Linked DNA regions of Homo sapiens: region 1 is linked to region 2. Evidence: chromatin contacts called from ENCODE Hi-C data. All regions are on one chromosome and are shown on one strand. The core of a region is the stretch at or near the end of the contact, and the rest is flanking DNA. Distances in the headings are between cores, read along the strand shown. Region 1 has its middle 27 kb from the start of COL6A1. Region 2 holds the start of LSS (lanosterol synthase).

What was found. Hi-C counts contacts between places; a loop is a spot of excess contacts on that map. Pooled maps may share reads with other maps.
Region 1: a map of ascending aorta shows a loop between it and region 2 (4-fold over the local background). The contact joins the enhancer-like site here to the promoter of LSS in region 2. A Hi-C loop is called at or near these places in 1 of 168 maps with a recorded cell type or tissue (ascending aorta) and 6 of 50 pooled maps.

Annotation. Positions count from the first base shown.
Region 1 is chr21:45,953,072-45,955,862 of GRCh38, reverse strand. No RefSeq gene overlaps it. Among named protein-coding and RNA genes, the nearest start is that of COL6A1, 27 kb to the left of the region's middle. Within about 2 kb of position 1,447, at least 8 of the 41 ENCODE cell types and tissues checked have a DNase peak (open chromatin) inside an H3K27ac peak, as active enhancers do; they include ascending aorta, where a contact is called at or near this core.
Region 2 is chr21:46,227,282-46,230,103 of GRCh38, reverse strand. LSS (lanosterol synthase) reads left to right here and starts at 1,330. Exons shown (of 22, transcript NM_002340.6): 1 at 1,330-1,372; 2 at 1,505-1,670; 3 at 2,414-2,552. The coding sequence starts at 1,359. MCM3AP-AS1 (MCM3AP antisense RNA 1) reads right to left here and starts at 873. Exons shown (of 4, transcript NR_110565.1): 1 at 838-873. RefSeq lists silencers at 526-965, 1,026-1,285, 1,296-1,465, 1,526-1,575 and enhancers at 995-1,289, 2,006-2,075.

The DNA.
Region 1 (2,791 bases), core at 198-2,697, 270 kb after region 2:
ACACTTGTAATCCCAGGTGACTACAGGAGGCCGAGGTGGAGGATCGCTTGAGCCTAGGAATTGCAGACCAACCCGGGCAACAAAGCAAGACCCTGCTTCTACAATAAATGAAAAAATAAATTAGCTGGGTGTGGTGGTGCACGCTTGTAGAGAGTAAAAGTTTTCCTCTTCAAATTTCCCCTTCTTGTTAAAGAATACATCATAAGTGTTAGAAATAATAGTTTCTTTTAAAGACTTTCTTCAATTCTCCTTGCTTTGTGCTAATAACTCTTTGTTAAGCCCTATCCCATGTAATTGTTGGACATGCTCACAGACACGTTCCAGCTCACAGCCTATGCCCCTTCCTTATTTGGAAATGTTATTGCTTCCTTAGACCTTTCCTAATTACCTATTTAGGAAAGTTTCAGGTTATTAGCAAATCAGGTATCAGTTTAAGACTGTGAGGCCCAGCTCCAGCCAATGGATGCAGGACACAACAGTAAGGACGACCCAAATGCTTAAGGGTTAATTATGTCTGCCTTTCCTTTGCTTAGGTGACCTCTCGCGATCATTCCATCTGTGACTGAGCACCCTTTCTGCAGAAAGTAAAGATGGCCTTGCTGAGAGATCTTTTGTGTCTGTGCTGACTTTTCTTCGCGGCACCGATTATCTATTTCGAACAATTTTGGTATTTCTAACAGCACTTGTAGTCCCAGCTACTTAAGAGGCTGAGGTGGGAGGGTTGCTTGAGTCTAGGAGTTTGAGGCTTCAGTGAGCTATGACAGCACCACTGCACTCCAGCCTGGGGAACAGAGCAAGACCTTCTTTCAAAAAAAAAAAAAAAAGAAAAAAGAAAAGAAATAGAACTAATCATACAAATGAAATAATTGGAAAAAACAGCAATGTAACAAAATGATCCCAAAGTAATAAGAAAAAGGGAAATGACAAAGATACTGGCAGAAATCAATGAAATAGAGAAAAATAAAATAATATGAGTAGCAAAAACCAAGGATCATACTTTGAAAAGATATATTGATTTTGACAATATTGAGCAAAAAAAGAGGAAAATATAAATAAAAATAGAGACTGAAAATACAGAAATAACTGCAGACAGAGGGATCAAAGAAATCACAAGAACGTTATGAGCAGCTGCATTCAGAAAGTTTGAATTCCCAGATCGTTTCAAGAAAAAACAAAATGCCAGAGCTGACCCCGGAAGAGGCCAGCGCGCGCCTGCCCCAGGCTTCCCAGGTAGACTCTGCCAAACTCAAGGAACTGCTCAAGCTTAACTTAGACAAACTGGCTCAAGCCAGAACTTAGAGAAGGGGCAAAAGGCTGGTATAAGCCAATTCCAAAACCAGCTAAAGATAATCCGAGCTTTTGCCTGCTCAGCTGCTGGGTGCTGTTCCCAGACCAAACCGAGGGTGGGGCTGCTTGTTCTCTCGGCCCAGTAACGAGACGCAGATGAACTGGGAGAGGAGTGAGTTAACCGGTTACAGGGAGAAGGCCTGGAAATTATCGCCAGACCAACGTTTTCCAGAGCTTGTGTGCCTTCTAAGCTCTGTGTCTGCGTGTAAGTGTGCACTCATCCAAAGACATAAGTGATGAACTTCTCATCTATCACTAAGGCCTGAGTCCTGAAGACCTTCCTCTGGAGCCTCAGTGGATTTACTGAATCTAACTGGGTCCAGGTGCTGGGGTGATCACCCTTATCTTGCCCTCTGCTAAATCACGGAGGTTGAGGGAGCTCCTTTAGTTTCCAAGGAAGCTTGTTTGTGGAGGTCTGGGGAGTTTCTTCAGACCCCAGTAAAACTTGTTTAATCCTAAACAGGTCCTGTTAAGAATTCCTTCATTATCTTGTCATGCTTCAAGGCCCTGGAGAGGCCTGGGCAAAACTCTCAGGGGACGTCTTTTACAGTCCAGCCTTTGCATAAGGGCGCTGGCTCTATCAGCTTTTAATATTTATCCTCATCCCTCAGTCGGTGTGGAAACAGTTGTTCCCGGGGGCCTGCGTGAGTGAGACCTGGCCTGCCTCGGTACCATTCCCGGTGCGCTTGGCACAAAACAATGAAACAAATAGCAGGCCCGTGAAGGGAAATATCCTAAATAAAATATTAGCTTGCCAAACCCAACAGCGTATGCTTTTAAAACCACACGTGATCAAGCAACGCTTGTCTGTGAATGTGACGCACATGCATTGGGAGGTCTGTCGTGTAGCCCACCATAGTCACAGGCTAAACGGAGAAAAACATCTCGGCCAATGCAGAAAGCACATCCCACAAGGTTCAATACCCATTAGTGATACAAACTCTTAGCAAAGTAAGGACAGAGGGAAAGTTGCCTAATTTCAAGTTTTATTACTGGATGTCCTGGCTGTGGGATATGGCGAGGTTTCTCTTCAAATAGCCTGATCAATCTTTTAATTCAGAGTACCCCTCACACGGTTTTTTCCTTTTTCCTTTCTGCCTTTGTTAGATGCCCAGGCATGCCACAGTACCAGGCATTATCAGTACCAGCTCACATTCCTGTCCTTATTTGGAAAGAGGACTAACTTTCTAGCTCACTACAGACACCCCTTCCCCTTTCCTCTCTTTTACGTGCTCACCTTATCTAAAAAAATTCAAATGTTCAGCCAACCGGGATTAGATTGTACAACCCGACCCCGGCCGATGGGGAAAGGGCACGGGGGCAGGGGCAGGACTTGTGGCAGGAAGAAAGGCTCTCGTGCCCCTTTGTTCAGATGTACTCTCATGGCGACTGGCCAAGGAGGCACCCCTCTGCGCAGAAGTAAAACTGCTTTGCTAAGAATCCT
Region 2 (2,822 bases), core at 81-2,580:
GGTGCCTGTGGGTATTCTTTTGTCCACTCTCTCTTCCAACTTTCTCCTCCGGCTTGCTGTGGCTCACCGCCCCTTCGAAGTTAGGCTGGGGGTAGGAATTGAGGAGTGGGTGCCGAAATGCTCACTAGGCTGGGGCAGTTGTAACTGGATGTCAGGGCTTCTGTGGGCCAGGTGAAGACATGCTGGGGTCTTCTGTGGGTCCTTGACCTGACTTACGGACCACTGGCTGCAGCCTCCAGACGTCAGCCATGTTTCCAACAGTCAGACGCCCCCTGCCCTGTTGCGCCCGGCTGTCCCTTCCAAGTTCGGTCACTCGCTCTGCCTCCATCTTCCTCTTCCCTCTGCTGCTAAGGCTTTTCACCTTTAATTTCTCCTGGGGCCACCCCCAACTCCAGCGACCCCGTGAGCAGCTGAGGCTCTACCGCGCTCGGTCCTGGCCAGCGACGCAGCCCTTCCCTGGCGGGGCTCCAGGGCTTCTGGCCCCTGTGGTCCGCCAGGTGTGGGGGCCCACGGCCTCACCGCGCCTACCCCACTCCCCCCGGCGAAGCTACGCGGCGCTCAGCTTCCCAGGGACGCCGGCGGCGCCCTCGGCTCCTCCGCTCCGCCCCGCCCTCCCCCTGGTCTCGCACTGGAGCCGACGGCCCGCGCCCACCTCACCTCAGGGCGGCCTCCCGCCCCCACCCCCGGCCCCGGCGTCCGGGCAAATCCTGCAGCGCGAGAGCAATTCCCTGCCACCCGACCTTCGCACTCGCTGTCGCTCGCTCGAGCCTCGCTCCCCACGTCCTTCCTTCCGACCCGCGGCTGGACCCTCCTCACAAATTTCTCAGAGAGGCTCACCTCAAAGCGCGGCGCACGAGGCCGGGCTCCCGGGACGCAAGCCTCTAGAGGGCGCGCGAGAGGCCCCGCCCCCGCCCTTCGGCCCCACCCACCAGCCCCGCCCCCACCCGCACCCACCAGGCCCCGCCCCCACCTCCCCACCCACCAGCCCCGCCCCCACCTCCCCACCCACCAGCCCCGCCCCTCATGCCCCGCCAATAAGGCCCCACCCGCCTCCCCCGTCCCGTCGCCTTCACCCACCATCCCCGCTCCCTCAGGCCCCGCCCCACGCCGCATGGGGCACCAAGCGCTCCACCACTGTGGTCGCCTGGCACACCCCGGGGTCACGCTCGCGGCGCTCTGATTGGTTGCGTGGGCGTCGGCCCACCTAAGCCTGAGCGCCTGCCGAGGCCTGCGCCTGCGTAGTGCGCGCGGGAGGGGCGGGAGGGGCGGGAGGGGCGGGAGGGGCGGGGCTGGGCGGCAGGTCCCGGGTGCGGACATCTGGCAGCTGGCAGTGGGCGGCGTAGAGCACTGCAGCAGCAATGACGGAGGGCACGTGAGTCCCCTCGCCCCGGGCTCCTGACGAATGCGGGGTGGTCCTAGGTGCTGAGGAGAGCGCGACTGGGGCAGTGGGCCGGCGGCCGGCGTTGGGGCGGGGCCTGGGTCGCTGATGGCCGGTGGTCCTCAGGTGTCTGCGGCGCCGAGGGGGCCCCTACAAGACCGAGCCCGCCACCGACCTCGGCCGCTGGCGACTCAACTGCGAGAGGGGCCGGCAGACGTGGACCTACCTGCAGGACGAGCGCGCCGGCCGCGAGCAGACCGGCCTGGAAGCCTACGCCCTGGGGCTGGACACCGTAAGTTGCTTCCGCGGAGCGTCAGCGAGCTCGGGACCCTGAGGGGTGAGCCGTGAGGAGCACGTTTTCTCTCAGAAAGGCGGGTGGGAGGACCCGGCCAGCGACGCCCATCCCCAAGGCGAGCGCCCACGGGAACTGCGTTCGCGGGCCCCTCCGCTTCAGCCCCTTCATCTCTAAACCACGCATAGGAGACTCCTAATGTTTTATTTTTTAGCACCTTATTTTGAGATAATTTTTGACTTATAGGAGAGTTGCAAAGATAGTTGTAACTTTGTTTTTATTCACAAAAAGTGTTTGGATCCACTGTCTTAGTTGTGTGCATTGTAAGAGATTTTGGTCGTCAGAGTCTGCAGTGTAAACAGGGTCTCCTGCCGAGCCCCGGCCACCGAGGGAAAGGCTGTGCCGCCCCTTGGGCCCTCTTTGAGAGGCCCGAGTCCCAGGCCCAGGTCGGCACCCGTGCCCCACCCTACAGTCTGGGTGCCTGGTTTATTCCAGACATCTTGGAGAAGTTGTGAAGAATACATGACTGGCAAATAAAGCAACGAAAATGTGCAGCTGTTCTTTTACTTTGCTGAGGTGTGATGCTCTCATCAAAGAGTTTCAGACTTTTGATGGAAACAGCTGAAACTTTTAAAGTAATTTACATTCACTGTTTTGACTTGGGCTGTATGTGAAGAGGGTTCCTCTGGCCGGGCAACAGTCCCGTCAGCTATCTCTTTTTTTTTTTTTCGATCTCTTTGCAGAAGAATTACTTTAAGGACTTGCCCAAAGCCCACACCGCCTTTGAGGGGGCTCTGAACGGGATGACATTTTACGTGGGGCTGCAGGCTGAGGATGGGCACTGGACGGGTGATTATGGTGGCCCACTTTTCCTCCTGCCAGGTAGGAGTATGCTGCCCCAGCCTGATGGTATGGCCACCCTGGATCACCCTTGGGATCCTGGCCCAGCCTGGTCTAGGGTTTTGATGAAGCAGGTGAAAATCCAGGGGCTCACAAGAAAAGGGCTGGCAAACTCTGCCCTATGTCAGAGTCGTCCTGCTATTGGTCTAGGGGATCAGCTAGCCTTGCCAGTGTAGGGTGACAGGCTCTCTGATAAGAGAAGCAAGTGGTTCTCTAGGGCTCTGTGTTGCCTTGAGGGAGGAGGAAGGTGGG